Regions from separate parts of the Homo sapiens genome. Here region 2 is linked to region 1. Evidence: read pairs that join two places in POLR2A ChIA-PET (ENCODE). Cell type or tissue: A673. All regions are shown on one strand. Links, peaks and the distances in the headings refer to the core of each region. The heading gives the core; the rest is flanking DNA.

The links. ChIA-PET counts read pairs that join two places held together with the same protein. Peaks named below come from ENCODE experiments on the same cell type or tissue, not always from the same donor. Only the 100,000 strongest peaks of a DNase experiment are listed, where the experiment ranks them.
Region 2: POLR2A ChIA-PET joins it to region 1 with 5 read pairs; 19 of 35 experiments call an interaction of 5 or more read pairs at or near these places.

The regions. Positions count from the first base shown.
Region 1 is chr11:45,850,892-45,859,223 of GRCh38, reverse strand. CRY2 (cryptochrome circadian regulator 2) reads right to left here. Exons shown (of 12, transcript NM_021117.5): 2 at 3,134-3,242; 3 at 351-493. Among named protein-coding and RNA genes, the nearest start is that of CRY2, 7.6 kb to the right of the region's middle. RefSeq lists enhancers at 1-111, 6,486-6,625 and a silencer at 6,612-6,906. In A673, for the core only: CTCF peaks have their summits at 6,556 and 6,761; DNase peaks (open chromatin) are centred at 933 and 3,723; H3K27ac peaks cover 3,497 bases.
Region 2 is chr11:45,795,351-45,803,682 of GRCh38, reverse strand. No RefSeq gene overlaps it. Among named protein-coding and RNA genes, the nearest start is that of SLC35C1, 5.6 kb to the left of the region's middle. In A673, for the core only: no CTCF peak of the experiment used is centred there; a DNase peak (open chromatin) is centred at 1,792.

The DNA.
Region 1 (8,332 bases), core at 81-8,080:
GGGTCCACTGAGGTCAGAGGGCAGCTGTTGAGCAGGATGGAAGTGGGAATATGAGGCACAGGTGGGACTCGGGCATACTAGGAGCAGATTTGTAAATACCCTGAGTGTGGGTCCTCACTGCTTCCATGCTTTGGGCCTAACAAGCCTCTCTGCCACCTCAATGGGGTAAAGCTCTTTGTGACCTGTTCTACAGGTCCTGACTCTGGCCTATTCTCCTCCAGCTTCTAGAAGATGCCATGCCTCCTGGGTCAGGTAGCCCTAATGCTGAACCTCTCTGAGTTCCGCTCAGCAGGGGCCCAAATTACTAACTCTCACAATTGGTAACCTGATCCCTGGGCCCCATCTCTTACCTGTCCAGGTCATAGAGGGTATGAGAATTCTCCGTCACTACTTCCACACCAGCCTCCTTGGCCATCTTCATGATGGCTGCATCCCGTTCTTTCCCAAAGGGTTCAGAGTCATATTCAAAGGTCAAGCGGGTCACTCCCCATTCCTGTGGGGAGAGGATCTGTTATGCTCAACACTGTGTTTGGGGAGGAGGGGGAAGCTGGACTCTCAGTTCCTTCCTGGGAGAGAACAGAGCTAGTCTAGAGACCTATCTGATGGGCAGCAGAAAAAACTAGGAACAGGGATTTGATCTGGAAAGCAAACAAGCTGAGGTTCAGAAAGTTTGAGGAGGGCAGGCAGTGTGGCGAAGCCAACAGCACAGCAACAGTGGAGTTGGGAGAGAGGTAGGCAGCCTTGTGCACTTGCTGTGTCCTTGAGGTAGGAGAATGCAGCAGGAGGCCATAAATACAACGCTCCTGGGAAACCCCCAGTCCCAGAGAGTGGCACTGACTCACAGGTGGGACAGGACCACAGCCTTCTGCCTGCTCAGCAAGCTTTTCCCAGAGCTCCTCACAGCCCTGCAGACTTGTGGCCTAGTTTTCTTGGCAGAGTTGTGCTATGTGAAGTGTCTTAATTGTTTCCACAGCAACACTCCTGAGGCCAATAGCAAACAGAGCTAATAGGTTCCAGCCCTGAGAGAGTCAGGAAAGGGGAAGCGATCCTTAGTCTGGAGGTCAGAGGAAACTGACCAGAGGGGCTACATGTTGAAAAGGAGGAAGTTCTTTCCTAAGCCTTTAGTCATTTCTGGTAGGAATTTCTAGATCTCATAGCAAGCTGGCCCAGTGAATGGTTGTACAGTCAACCCACAGAAAGCCCTAGAGCATGCAACTTGCAAGAAGAAAAACACATTCTCCAAAGTCTCTGGTCATAGTCTCTGAAAGCTCTGAACCACAGGGGCAAATGTCCTAGCCATGCACAGGCTGGTCTGGTCCTGACTCAGCCCTGCCCGGGGACTGGGTCCTTAGCAGGGCCAGTTATCCCTCATTCGAGGATATCAGCATTAAACATTGATTGAGCCCTTGCTATATGCCAGGTACCATGCTTATAGTTCATATAGGTTACATCACTGAATACTCATTGTAACCTGTGAATAACAATATTATTAAATTACATTTTCTCCAAGAAGCCTTCTTGACCTCCTCCTTCAATATAATTCTTCTGCACCTTGTCTTTTTTCCACTGCAGCATGTATTATATGACAATGATACACTTGCCTGTTTCCCCTATTAGTGTGAACTCTCAGAGCAGAAACCATGTTGTCTCACTCATCATCATTACCCTTATACCTAGTATGGGGCCTAGTACCTAGCAGAAGCTCAATAAAAATACATTACATGACTGAATGGATGACCTAGCTATATCTCTGGGATATAAGTGGGTTGGCCTCTGAGTTGCTGGGGGAGAAAAAGGGCAATGTCGAGGGGAGAAGGGAGGCAAATGTATTTATATGGTATGGTGGGTAAGGATACAGCTCTAGAGTCAGAATCCAAGATCGTCACTTATTAACTTCACAACCAATGACTGTTTCCTCTCCTGTAAATCGGGATAGCAGTAGCCACCTCTTAGGCCTGCTGTGAGGAAGAACTCAGTTGATGTAAACAAGCACTGGGAACAGCGCTTGACTCATAGGCAGCCCTCAATGAATGTGGGCAATTACTAGCACTGTGTGATTTGTACATGTATGCACAATTATGTGTGGGGTTACGGGGAGGGGAATTGAAGGATGATGTATTCACTAAGCTGTTTGCCTTGACATGACTTTTCCTTTTGTCTCGGAGTTAGGGTGGGGAGGGGCATGACAATCATTGTGTGCTGCTGAGGGTGATGGCAGTCTGTCCCACAGCCCTCTGTCCATGAGTTCCTGTGCTTCTATGTGGGCCTTAGAATATACTTTTTAAAGGGATTGAGGGAAAAGTGGACTGGCCCCGTTACTGCAAACAGAAACCTATGTGGCACCAAAATGAAGATTTCTATCAATCATTTACCCCATGGGAAACAAGAAAGCTTCCTCAGAAAGGCTGACCTTTTTTTTTTTTTTTTTGAGACGGAGTCTCGCTCTGTTGCCCAGGCTGGAGTGCAGTGGCACAATCTCGGCTCACTGAAAGCTCCGCCTCCCGGGTTCACACCATTCTCCTGCCTCAGCCTCTCGAGTAGCTGGGACTACAGGTGCCAGCCAACATGCCCAGCTAATTTTTTGTATTTTTAGTAGAGACGGGGTTTCACCATGTTAGCCAGGATGGCCTGGATCTCCTGACCTCGTGATCCGCCTGCCTCGGCCTCCCAAAGTGCTGGGATTACAGGCGTGAGCCACCTCGCCCGGCAGAAAAGGCTGACTTTTCCCAATAAGCAGAGCAAAGCAAGATGGGAAATGTACCTTGCTAGACATGAAACCCCACCTCAAAGTCTTGGCCTAGAAGGAACCCTAATAAATCTGGCTGGCTTGAGCCAAGAAAACATTGAAGGAAGCCAGTGGCATCCAGAGTGGAATGACTTACCACATCCTATGTCTGGACTGAGCTGAGAGCTTTCCAACAAGACACTGGTTTCCCAGAATTTTTTTCCTTAACACAGTTTCCATTCCAAGAGCAAGCTAACTGGCTGCCTTTGCTCCCAACTTCTCTAGCAGCAACAGCCAGACCAGCCCTGATGTTTCCATTCCCTCAGTCGGAATATCATATCACTCAGGCTGTGGGGAAACCGTCAGGGACAGAATCTCACTGTCTTCTCTGGGGCTCTGCACGCTTACCTTGAACAGCCTTGGGAACACGTCGGCTGGCTGTCCCCGGACTACAAACAGGCGGGAGTTCAGTTTCCTTAAACTTGTGTCCAAATCTTCCAGAGACTGAAGTAGGAACCTGTGGAGTCCACACAGGCCTTGTTAGTGATAACATCATGAAGAGTGGCTCTCTTTCCTAACAAAGCAGGGAGAAACTGGTTCGCTGTTTATGCCCAACAGGCAGCCTCATGATCACTAGGGCTGGAGAGGCCTGGGTTCCAGCCCAGGAGGGATGTGGTAGTGGATCAGCGCTGCTCTGCTTCAAACCCTGGTCTTGCCACTTACTAGCTGTGTGACTTTAGGCAATAACCTAACCTCTTTGCCTGTTTTCTCGCCGGTAATGTGAAGCTGATGTTAGTACCCATCTCATAAAATTGCTAAGAAAAGAAAATCGAATAATGTGTGAAAAACATTTAGCACTGTGCCTGGCACACAGACATCATGAGATAAATGTGAGCTGTTCCTAGTGTGGTGTTTCTGTGTGATCAGAGGCTAGTCACTTACTCCCTCGCAGTCTCTGGGGCTAGATATAAGTATCTGCCCAGCATGAGGTTGTTGTGAGACTCACGTGGGAGCCATCTGAAAAGCCAGTGCAATACTGTGGTATGAAGCATTAAGGTCCTCTTAGCAGAGGACCAGACTGCCACAGCCGGGAAAATCCTCCTTACTCTGGTGGAAAAGACTCCTTGACTTTCTGCATGCATGCTCTGGGCCATGCGTATTTCTGCTGCCACAGCCTCACAGCCTGCAATGGGTCCCTAGTTCCCAGAGCTTTGTTTGGCAGGTGGCTCACTCTCCAGGCCTCTCCAGGGCTCTGGTGATCAGGTTCTCATCCCAAGAGGGAGAAGGCCTTAAAAGGTACTTCTCAATAGCTATCTTCACATTTTTGTGGGGGTGGGGGTGGGGAAGACCGCAGCTAGGCAAGAACTTCAGCAGGAGACCTGGATCACCAGGGGAAAGGGAAAGGACATTAACATTTGCTGAGTGCCTTCAGCGTTTTATTTTTAAATTAAATTAACATTATAACCAGATAAACTATTCATGTGGCTCAAAATTCCAGTGACAAAGTGGTACATAGTAGAAAGGGTTTTCCCCTCCCTCACTCCCCAGAGGCAACCAAGGTTATCAATGGGATTTTGGTTCTGTCATGCTTTTTAAGTGCATTTCTGCATTTAATTCTCTCAACTATTTTGAAGGAAATAGTACCATCCTTATTTTATAGATGAGGAAACTGAGACACTCAGAGGTGAATTAATTTGTCTAAGACCATAGCTGTTAAGTGACAAAGCTGGGGATTCAGGAACCTAGGGTGGTCACTCTGAAACCCACATTTTCCTCTCTGTGCCCTTTTTTATTTATTTATTTACTTTTTGAGACAGAGTCTCGCTCTGTCGCCCAGGCTGGAGTGCAGTGGCGTAATCTCGGCTCACTGCAACCTCCCCAACCCAGGTTCAAGCGATTCTCCTGCCTCAGCTTTCCGAGTAGCTGGGGTTATAGGTATGTGCACCACACCCAATTAATTTTTTAAACAATATTTTTAGTAGAGATGGGGTTTCACCATGTTGGCCAGGTTGGTCTTGAACTCCTGACCTCAAGTGATCCGCCCTCCTCAGCCATCCAAAGTGCTGGGATTACAGGCGTGAGCCACCGTGAGGGTTCTGTGCCCCATTTCTAAAGATTTCTAGTTGCACACCAACTCTGTTCCAGGGGCTGAGATTCTGCAGGCCCTCAGGAGTTTGGAATCCTGTTCTCTAATAGCAATGTGACTACAGGTAATCCACTGGCATTCTTATCTTCTTCTTCAAGAACCCACAGGTCAATCTGCATATGTCACAGATACCTCTGAGGCACCTGCTATCTACCCCTTGGGTCTCCACCCATCCCCAGCATTTTTCTCTGTCAACAATAGAAATGGCACATCACAGTCACATTCCCTGACTACTGGAGGCTTACAGAAGCAGTGACTATTCCCAGGCTGCCAACTAGAACCAGCCCCCACTGCTGCCTCTGACGTACACAACTTGACACACTCCTACGGCCAATGCCACCGACCCACATTCTAGCATGGGCTGAGCCCTGGCCTCGGCTCAAAGCATCATGTTTGCAAAAGAGCATGAGGAAGACTCTCTGAGAGGTTGGGATGGAAGACAAACAGGTTGAATGCTGCTTTATGCAAACCAAAAGCTCCACCTCTGTGAATTTCTGTTTTTGAAAAATTGTCACCTCCAGAAAAGGAACAGGGAGCTGCAAGTGCGTCACTTGTGTTGGCCTCCCCCAAGCCTCACCACTCTTCTGGAAGGAAAAGAAGAGAAATCCATGCAAATGGTCTCATGCCATCTGAAACCTGGACCCTGCCAGGTAGAATGCCTAGGGCTAGGAGCAGTGATTTAAATTTCATAACCCCAGGACACAGGGTCCTCCATCTGCAGCTCCCAGGAGTGTCCTTGCCATGCGCTTTGGGGGTCTTTTCCTTCACAGTCCACCAGGCTGCATAGGACTTTGATTTGAAGCTATAAATAAGGTTGGAATGCACATGAAATCTAGGTTCCAGAACATGTAGCAATCTGCCTTCTATAGAACTTTATTTTTAGACCTCATTTACTAAAAGGAGAGATTCCTCGTAGCATCTCTAAAGTACAGCTAATCCTATGAGAGCCCTTTTCTTCTTTCACAAAAGATGTTTATAGCAGGAAGCAGAGATGTGAGGCTGGTAGAAGGCCCAACTCTGAACCCAGCAACTAAATAAAAATAATGATAATAATGGCAATGATTAACATTTAATAAGCATTTACAATGACAGGCACTATTCTACTTGTTTCACATACATTACCTCATTTAATTCTCAAACAGCCCAATCAAGTAGGTAATATTATTATTCCCATTTTATAGATGAGGGAACTGAGGCATAGAGAGATTATGAAACTTGCCCAACATCATATACCTAGTAAGTGGCCAGAATTCAAACCTAGGCAATCTGTCAGGCTTGACATGTTCGTTTTTAGCCAGCCACTGCCTCTCAACAAACAGAGCACTGAGGCTGTGCTGCCCTGGGCTCAGCCATTAGGGAGCACCACAGGCCAACTCAAAGGCCAGCAACACCTCTGCTGCCAGATCTTTCCTCCTCTGAGTGTGGTCTGACAATCAGCAGCATTGGCTGTGAAACACCCAGGAGTCTGTTGAAATGCAGAATCTCAGGCTCTAACCCAGACCTCCAAAATTAGAATCTGTATTTTAGCAAGATCCCCTGGTGATTCATTTGCATATTAAAGTTTCACAAGCACTACTCTAGAAAACTGAACTTTACTTCTAGTCTCTGTTACAAGTTGCCTTTCTTTGCTTCTAGTTTGTTTGTACTAAACTTTCTCTCTTGAGCATCCATATTTCTGCCTCCCCTTTGGCCTGCTAGAAATGCTCTGCTTCTTCCAACTTCCCTCCCGAGTCAACCCGGGAAGGGAGGGCTCAGGACAGCCACCACACGGAGGCAATAGACAGGGATGTGAGGAGGGTCCCCAGTATCTCCAGACTCCAGGCAGCCAGAGAATGCAGAGAATGAGAAGCCACCACTAGGGTACTACCTTTGAGGCCTGCCAGGTGACAGCTGTCCCTCACATTTGGAGCAGTGCTGCGACTGGGCAAAGGCTCAGTGGGCAGGTATATGCATTCTTTCACCAGAGAGAACCTTGGGCCTTCTGTGGTCCCTTAGAACCCTCCTCTTTACTCCAATTTCTCTTTACTCCAATGAGGGGACTCTGAAGGAAACTGGCCTGGGCATTGGAGATGGTGGTGTTGGGGGCTGGCACTTCACCCTTGGCAGCTCTTAGCTGAGCTCACATGGCCAAAATTCAGAGCACATGGTCCTGGGAGAGCAAAGCTTACCCTTTGGATTAGACAACATGTGCAACTGAATTACATTATTATGTAAGTGCTCTGGAGCCAGAGGCAGGCAGAACTGGAGAAAACCAGACTGGGATTTCCAAAAATATAGAGAGGACACTATAACTCAGGGACTCTACAAGGCTAGCCTTTTAGAATAAAACAAGCAGATCCTTTGATTAAGTACTCATATTTAGGGAAGGCCTTCTCTAGGAATGGCTGATCCTGTGTTGAGGAATATTTTATTTATTTGTTGTTAATGGGGGGAGGGAGGATAACAGTGAATTCTTTTGGGTCCAGGCTGTCCTTGACCAAGTTCCTCTGCTTCAAGGCAAGGTTATCTAACAACGATGATGATACCACTGGCTGGCACAGATTGGCTACATAGGATATTAATAGAAATTAATTTTTCCTAAGTAATTAAGAGAGCTTAAGCCCCATGGAAAAGGATAACCTAAACTCACAATCTCTGGCAGGGATTTATTTCTAAGTATCTGAGTGATATTTAGAAATACTTAAATATTAAATTCTTATTATTTTAAAAATATATTTATTCTTTCCTAATTTCAAAGAGAAAGATGAAGGTTTTTATCCCCTTTGGGCAAACAGAAACATTTCCTTGGCAGCAGAACAGTAAAGTGCCTCTCTCAGGTACCAATGTGAATAGCTCAGAGAAGCTCCTGTTTCCCTGCCAGTAGACTAGCGTTCTCAATCCACTTCCCAACAGTCCAACAGTGTTCAGCTCTCAGCATCTGGGAAGAGAGACACACTTGTTCTCATGGGGCATCCTGGGAAGTTCCCAGTTTACCTCATTTACCAATTCTAAGAGAAATGGGCTGAGAGGGAACATATTTTATTTCTACAAATTCCCTCTGTCCCAGAAGCTCCTGAAAGAGGCGCAGCACAGAGCCAGGGACAAAATGATTTAAATAAAGTGGAAGAGGAACTGTTGCTAACACCTATCCAAGTTGCAGTGGGGAGAGAAAGGTAATGAAAAACCACAGAGGTCATTTTAAAATCTAGGAACTGCTCACATCTTCCTTTAGTTTATCTTCTTGCTGCAGTACCTCCTTCTAGATGTAGCAAATCTGGGGAAGGTGAGGCTGGGGAAAATGTGAAAGGGCTTAGCCAAGTAGCACTTGGAAAAAAAAAAAAAAAGTCCTGAGGCTCATATAGCTACAATTAGCCCGTAAACTTCCCACCATCACCAGGGCAAGAAGTATGCTAGGCTTCTTCTTGCTAATCAATATGTGTATTTCTTGGTTGCATTTCTCTGTCCGTTTTTACTCTTAGTGC
Region 2 (8,332 bases), core at 264-8,263, 56 kb after region 1:
ATTTTTATTTATTTATTCTTTTTGGGACGGAGTCTCGCTCCGTCGCCCAGGCTGGAGTGCAGTGGTGCTATTTCAGCTCACTGCAACCTCCGTCTCCCGGGTTCAAGCGATTCTCCTGCCTCAGCCTCCCGAATAGCTGGAATTACAGGCGTCCACCACCACGCCCGGTTATTTTTTGTATTTTTAGTAGAGACCGGGTTTCGCCGTGTTGGCCAGGCTGTTCTCTAACTCCTGACCTCAGGTGATCCGCCGGCCTCGGCCTCCCAAAGTGCTGGGATTACAAGCGTGAGCCACCGTGCCTGACCTCAAAAAGATTTTTTTTAAAAGGTTGATAGATTAAATAAGATAAGCCATTGATAGTTGTAGCTAGGCGTAGATACACAAGGACCCATTATAAGAGTTTCCTTACTTTTGTGTACATTTGCAAATTTCCAGAATAAAAAGGTAAAACCTATATAGTACGCTTAAACTCTCAGATCCTAACTGCACAAACCTTCACTGGAGCTGAGCGCAGCCCTGGGTGGGCTGTAGGGAAATGGGAGGGCTGCAGGCTGCAGTGAAGTAAACAGCTGCCCCACAACGAGCCGGGCCCACACCCTACCCTCTTCCACTAGCCCCGGGTACTAGCACTCCCCTCTTCCTCCTCAAGGAATGAGACTCTGCTTCCTAGTTGTGGGCTGTTCTCCACCTGGAGGATACCATCTGGTTACCTTGTCACTTTTGGAACTAAAATATCCCTTTGGGGAAAGAAAGACTCAAGAGGGACTGAGCTGGTCTCCTCAACCCCACCTGGAGAGTCTACCTCTGGGATTTTCCTTTGAAGCTGTGGGTTTTGGTTCATTAAGAGCAATTCGTATCTGTTCCAGTCTCTCCTCTCTTATGCCCGAGAGTTCACCATGACAAACAATTTAGTGACAGACAGGGCAAACTTGTCCCTGAGAGGCCCTGGTGATCTGGAAGGGCCTTCTCCTTAGCACATTAGCAGGAACTTGTCTGATGACTGCTGCCACCTTGAACTGGAGGGAAGAGATATATCTTGTATATAGGCCAGATGCACTTCGCTGAGAGAGGCCCAGGGGCAGTCAGTGCTGCGTGTGTGGGGGACAGTGTGGGCTCTCTATGGAGGCCAAAGTATACCCCTGTCTCCAATCTCTCACATCATACCTGAAATTCTGTCATTAGTGTCACTCCCTTGGATTAAGGTTGTTAACAGGCCAGTACAGCAAGTTTCCTGGATTCTAATCATTTTATCCCTTATGAGGGAAAGGAGGGGTGGGGATGTTTCTTAGGGGGTCTAAGGCCCCTGGGAATTGTGTACCTTGCATAAATGGTTTGCTTTTGAATTTTCTTTAAGGAATGTTAATTGTTTAAACCATCCACAAAGGGTGAAATTTTAGGTCTTGCCAACAGTGATTATCCAGGGTGTGAATTTGGTGTGAGGTAGAGCATAAGATCATCAACGTGGCAGCTGAAGGGCTGTAATAGTTCCTTTATGGGTGTAGTCTCATTTTCTTGCCTTGGCTGGGAGCCACTAATAATGTCAGCAGGAAATTATTTCTGCCAGTCACAGTGAACAGAACTAACTTCCCAGGTTCAGGGGTCAGTGGATCTGTACCTGTGCGGCTTGAGAACTTCTGGGAACACACAGATGTTGACTGTCTCACTCTGAGTTCAACAAGGACTCATGAGCCTACCCTATGTGATAGACACTCCTAGTTGTCTACCAAAATTCACTCCCCCATTCATCCAAAATAATTGGATTGTAGCTAGTCTTATGGTTGCCCAGCCAAAGACTACATTTCCCAGCCTTCCTTCTAAGTAGATGAACCATGTGACTTAGTGGATGGTGAAGGGAAGTGTCTTGGTGAGTTCAGCCTGCTATAACAAAAATACCATAGATTGAGCAGCTTAAACAGTAAGCATTTATTTCTCACAGTCTGGAGGCTGGGAGGTCCAAGATCAAGGCCCAGGTGGATCTGGTGTCTGGCAAGGGGCTGCTTCCAGCTTGTAGAAGGCTGCTTTCTCCTTCTGTCTTCACCTGGCACATAGATGGGGGTGGAGTGGGGGGAGGATCTCATGTCTTTTCTTATAAGAGCACTAATCCCACCATGAGGGCTCCACTCTCATGACCTAATTACCTTCCAAAGACCCATCCCCAAATACCATCATATTGGGGCTTAGGGGTCCATTGGAGTATATAAATTTTGGAGGGATACCTCCAGTCTATAGCAACACGTGAGATATGCTACTTTCTAGGTCTTTAAAACTTTAGGAGTGTGTTCCTCCATGCTTTTTCTTCCTCTTCCCATAACCTGGAAACCAAATGCATCTATAAGCCAGTCTTGACCATGAGGACAAGGACAACGTCTTAGAGGCTGTGGAGGAATGTGATGGAAAAAGCCGAGGTCCCTGATTCTGTGGAGCAGAGATACCTGCCACTGTGGACTGTGGGAAATCAACTTATGTTCCTGCATACCTACACAGTTCTAAAGGGGTCTCTTTGCTACAGCAACAAGGCCTTTACCCACATGCCTACTGGAATGGCATTTCCTCCTCACACACATATTTTCTAGGCAAAATTGAGAAGGCATGAAATTGCTTAGTCTAATTTCTCTGTTCCTCTCTCTCTCTTTTGCTTTATCTCTCACAGTTTCCCATCCATCCATCCATCCATCCATCCATCCATCCATCCATCCATCCAACTGTTCATCCATCCAACCATCCATCCATCCGTCTGTCCATCCTGTCCTTATCCAGGACCTAGCACAATGCCTGCCACAGTAGGTGCCTAGTGCCTCGTTGTGGAATGAATGGAAGTCAGACCATGGGTAGGAATGCCTGGAAATCAGGGCCAATTTAAGAACCGTATTGACCCTAATCCCTGAAGTTTATAAGGCTTCTCATTCATCCCACATATAATTCAAAGTAAAAATTAACACTAAACTACAAAATACATGTAAGCAGAGCAAAAATCTTTTTTTTCCTCATTATTACTGGAATGCTCTTTTGAAAATAATAAGCTATTTCCAGAAAAAAATTATGTCTTCCTTTTCTAGTACTTGTGGCAGATGCTACCAATCATCTATTTCAGGAGTTGGCAAATTTTTTTTGTAAAAGGCCAGAGAGTAAGTGTTTCAGATTCTGTGGGCCATATAGTCTCTGTCGAAAGTACTCAACACTGCTATTGTAGTATTGTAAACAAATGGATACAGCTGCATTTCAATAAAACTTTATTTATAAAAATGGAGGAATGGACAGAAGTTGGTTAATGGGTACGAAAATACAGTTTTAGATAGAAGGACTAAGTTCTAGTATTTGATAGTACAGTAGAAGAATTATAGTTAACAATAACTTATTGTATATTTCAAAATAGCTAGAAGAGAAGAACTGTAATGCTCCTAACACAAAAGATAAATGTTTGAGGTAATGGGTATCCCAATTACCCTGATTTAATCATTATACATTATATACATGTATCAAAATATCACATGTACTCAAAAAATACAATTATGATATATCAATAATTTTTTAAACATTAAACAAGTAGTGGACCAGATTTGGTTCACTGGTTGTAGTTTGCAGACCTCTGGTTTACTCTATATTAAATTATTCTTCTTGGCCGGGCATGGTGGCTCACGCCTGTAATCCCAGCACTTTGGGAGGCTGAGGTGGGCGGATCACTTGAGGCCAGGAGTTTGAGACCTGCCTGGCCAACATGGTGAAATCCAGTCTCTATTAAAAATACAAAAATTAGCTCAGCGTGGTGGTGCATGTCTGTAGTCCTAGCTACTCGGGGGGCTGACATATGAGAATTGCTTGAGCCTAGGAGGCAGAGGTTGTAGTGAGCTGAGATTGTGCCACTGTACTCCAGCTTGGGCAACAGAGTGAGACTCTGTCTCAAAATAAATAAATAAATAAATAAATAAATAAATAAATAAATTCTTCTTTCTTACTAACATTACCCATATTTTGTTTGTAAGTCAACATGTCAACATGTTTCACCTCAAACTGGTTACTTGCAGCTAGAGGTGACCATGTGACATAATTTTGGCCAATGAGTAGTAAGCTGAGGATTTCTGGGAAAGTTTTTGCTTTTTGCGATAGGTATAGACTTATTTGCTGTTTTTTTTTTTTTTTTTTTTTTTCCCCTCCTTTGTTCTGCCTATAATGTGGAACTGATGTCTGGAAAGGCGGCAGCCATCTTGTGGCCATGAGGCAAAAGCTACGAAGAGGAAAACTAAGGATGGCAGAACTAAGGATGGCAGGACAGCTGGGAGCTGTCCTGAGTCCTTTAGAGCTTGGCTAAGCTGCCCTCTCAGCTCTGGGCTGCCTAAGCCTTACTGTAGGAGATGAATAACCCCTATCAGTTTAAACCGCTCCAGGATGGTATTCTGGTTTTGGCTGTGGAGGAAAGTCCTAATGTAAACAGTGCTCTATTGAGCAATTCAGTGTTGCTGGAACTCATGTTGAAGGTTCCAGGAAGGCTCGGGACTGCGTAGTTTCTGGGTCTGGGGCAGCAATGTGGAGGATTCACTTGTCAGGGAGTGAACCCATGCTGATGAGCTAAAGGTGGGGTGGAGAATTCCAAAGGCAGGGCCCACTTGCCAGACAAGGATTGGGAGTGGGAGAGTCAGAACAAGGACAAACAAATCCCAAAGCATGAGATGTGTGGCCAGAAACGGGGGGAGGGGATTCTTCAGGCAAGAACGGGAAATAGGCAGGGGATTGGCACGGAGCTGGCTCCGCTTTCACAATGACACTTACGAGGCGTCACCTTGCATTCCTGGTCTGGCTCCTGGGCAGTGGCTGACTTTGGACGGTGTTGGCCTTTTTGGATCTGTTGAGATGTAGAGTAGTGATATGGTCTGGCTCTGTGTCCCCACCCAAATCCTGTGTTGAACTGTAATCCCCAGTGTTGGAGGTGGGGCCTGGAGGGAGGTGATCGGATCACAGGGATGGTTTCAGATGGTTTAGCATCATCTCCCTAGTGCTGTCTCATGACAGAGTTCTCCCAAGATCTGGTTGTTTAAAAGTGTGTAGCACCTTCTGCTTTGCTCTCTTCCTCCCTCTCCAGCCATGTGAGACGTGACTGATTTCTCTTTACCTTCTGCCATGATTGTAAGTTTCCTGAGGCCTCCCCAGCCATGCTTCCTGTACAGCCTGCAGAGCTGCGAGTCAGTTAAACCTCTTTTTTAAATAAATTACCCAGTCTCAGGTAGTTCTTTGTAGCAGTGTGAGAATGGACTAATACAAGTAGTAAAAAGCATTACTTCACAAAACTCCCGAAATATGCATCTGATTAATCTCTGAGCAGGAGTGATGTTTCCCCAGTCCTAATCCATTGGGAGTAATGGTGTCTGCCCCTCTTGGTGGAGGGTGTGTTACCAGCAGCTAACATTTATTGGAGATTGGCTTCATACCAGGTGGTTTATATACAACATGTTAGTCCTCACAACAATGCTGTGAGGTAGAGTCCACCATCATATTCTTATTTTCCAGAGGGAGAAATTGAGACACAGAGATGTTAAGTCTTTGGTTCAAGGCCACCCATGAGGAGGTAAGAGCTGGATTTGAACCCAGGCTAGTTTGACTTCTGAGCAGAAGTTTATCCTGTTGCATGAGCTCACCTTACTCCCAGAGAGTTTTCCAATTGGTCTTCTAGGTCCTTGGGCCTATGGAGTGACCCTGGCCTTGCTGCTCTCCGTCCTGCTGTTGAAGGGCAGATACGTGCCTAGGGTTGGATTGCACCAGTCCCAGGGTTCTTTCCATGCTGGTACTTGAGAACCCTCTGACTGATCCATTATCTGGTCTTTGTCTGTAGCTTTTCCACCCATTAGTTTTATCTCCCACCTAACTGTAAGCTCCGTGGTAGTAGAGAGGATGTCTAGGGATCATGATAGCTAATAGTTATTGGGCACTTGCTGTGTGCTCTGCCCTGGCCTCAACACTGCATGGATTAATTCCTCTAATCCCCATGATACCTCTGTGAATTGGGCATTCTTATTCCATTTTACAGAAGAGGAAACTGAGGTCTGGAGAGGTTAAGTTAACTTGCCTAAGGTCATAGGGGCTGACAAATGGCAGAGCTGGGATTTGAACCCCAGGCCGACTGATTTACTCCCTTAACTATTCATGTTATTCTGCCTCTCCTTGTGTATATAGCACTTTGTGGTTTACAAAGCATTTTCACCCACATTTAAAAAGGCTCTCAGAACATCAGGGCTTCAAAATACCTTAGAGATTGCCCACTCCTCCTCATTTTACAGAGAATGAATAGGTCAAGAGAGGAATGAGTTGCTCAGGGTCACACAGTTTATGAAAGGGTGAGACAGGACTGGAACCCCACTCTCCTAACTGTTCATAGATAGCCCTGCCAGACCCCAGGCTCCTTCCCTGCCCTGTGAGCTCTCTAAGCACTGGGGCTGCATCATAGGCATCCTTAGGCCTCTGGCCCCTAGCACAGTACCTTGCACACAATAGGTGCTCAGGAAGTGTGCACTGAATGGATATGAGCCCAGGGCTCACGTCATTATTAGACACACCACTCCATTCCAGTACATCTTTGGTATGTCTCATGGCATGGGGCACAATGGCCGGCATATAGTCGGTGTACTGTGTTGAATAGTATCCCCCACAAATTCATACCCAGAACCCCAGAATATATGACCTCACTTGGAAATAGGATTATTGCAGCTGTATTGAGTTAAAATGGGTTCATACTGGATTAAGGTGGGCCCTCAGTCCTATGACTTGTGTCCTTGTAAGGAGAGGGAGATTTGGTGATGCAGAGACGCAGAGTGGGCACACATGGCTGAAAGGCCTCGTTAAGATGGAGGCAGAAGGTAGAAATAGGACTAGTGCAGCGCCAGGCCGAGAATCTCCAAGGATTGTTGGCAAGCTCCCGAAACTTGGAGAGAGGCACAGAACAGATTCCTCCAGGAGGAACCAACACAACTGACACCGGCTGATTTTTGCCTTCTGGCCTCCTGAACTGTGAGAGAATACATTTTTGTTGTTTTCAGCTACAAGTCTGTGGTAATTTGTTACAGCAGGTCTAGGAAACTAATGTAGTAGGTCTGTGAAAAACAAAATCAGAAACTGTTGCTTCACTGATAGATCCCAGGGGGACCACAAAAGCAACAGCTTTTGGCCAGGCGCAGTGGCTCACTCTCTGTCACTTTGGGAGGCCGAGGCAGGCAGATCACCTGAGGTCAAGAGTTCGAGACCAGCTTGGCCAACATGGTGAAACCCCATCTCTACTAAAAATACAAAAATTAGCCGGGCATAGTGGTGGGTGCCTGTAATCCTAGCTACTCGGGAGGCTGATGCAGGAGTATCACTTGAACCTGGGAGGTGGAGGTTGCAGTGAGCCAAGATTGTGCCATTGCACTCCAGCCTGGGCGACGGGCAAAACTCGGTCTCAAAAAAAAAAAAAAAAAAAAGAAGCAACAGCTTTGTCTTAATCTTGGCTGGGGATGAGGGGAGAGAGGGTTCAGTGGCTAAAACACTTCACTCTGCAAGTCCATGGCACAGATCCACCTGGAAAGACATTGAGGCATGGTGGAAACCTCCCTAGACTTTTAGTTCTTGGCCTGGTGGCTACAGTCTTGAGATTTTTAGATAATTTCTCCATCACTCTAGACTTCAGTTTTCCCATCAGTAAGATGGAAGAGGAGCCAGGCTTAATAGCTTCTAAGGTAAAAGACTCCGATTCTCATCCCAGATGGTAAGTGGGTTGTAGGGAAGGGCCTGTTGAAGCCAAATGGAACTTATTGGCCCATGTCACTGGGAAGTCTCAGAGATCTACCAGGTTTAAGTGCAGCTTGACCCAGTTATTACAGATCCTAGTCTAGGCTCTTATCTAAGTAGTGGTTTTGCTCTGAGGCTCCATGGGATGGCAAAATGGCTTCAACTATTCCACACCTTACACCATCTGGTTGAAGTCTGGTGGGGGAAAAAACAATCACTGTTCTTCCACAGTCTTGAGGTACACTCTGATTAGTTGGCTCAGGTCACATGACCACCCTGACCAATCACGGTGGCCAAGCAGATAAGACCAGCGCTCTGGTTTAAGCCTGTGTCACAAGCTCCACTCCCTGGGAACTGGGGGTTCCTAGCCAAAGGTCCAGACAAGGTGGGCTGAGAGTCGGGGAGGGCTCTGCAAGTGAATTTTGGGAGGCGTTATCACAAGGGGATGAATGCTGGATGGCAAGCTACCAGGGTCCACATGAGGAGCCTGCCTTGGAAGTGGGGAAGGCAATCTGGAAGGTTCCCACTTTGTTCAGCGCTCTCCCACACTCATCCCTACACCCGGCTAATGTATATTTCAGGG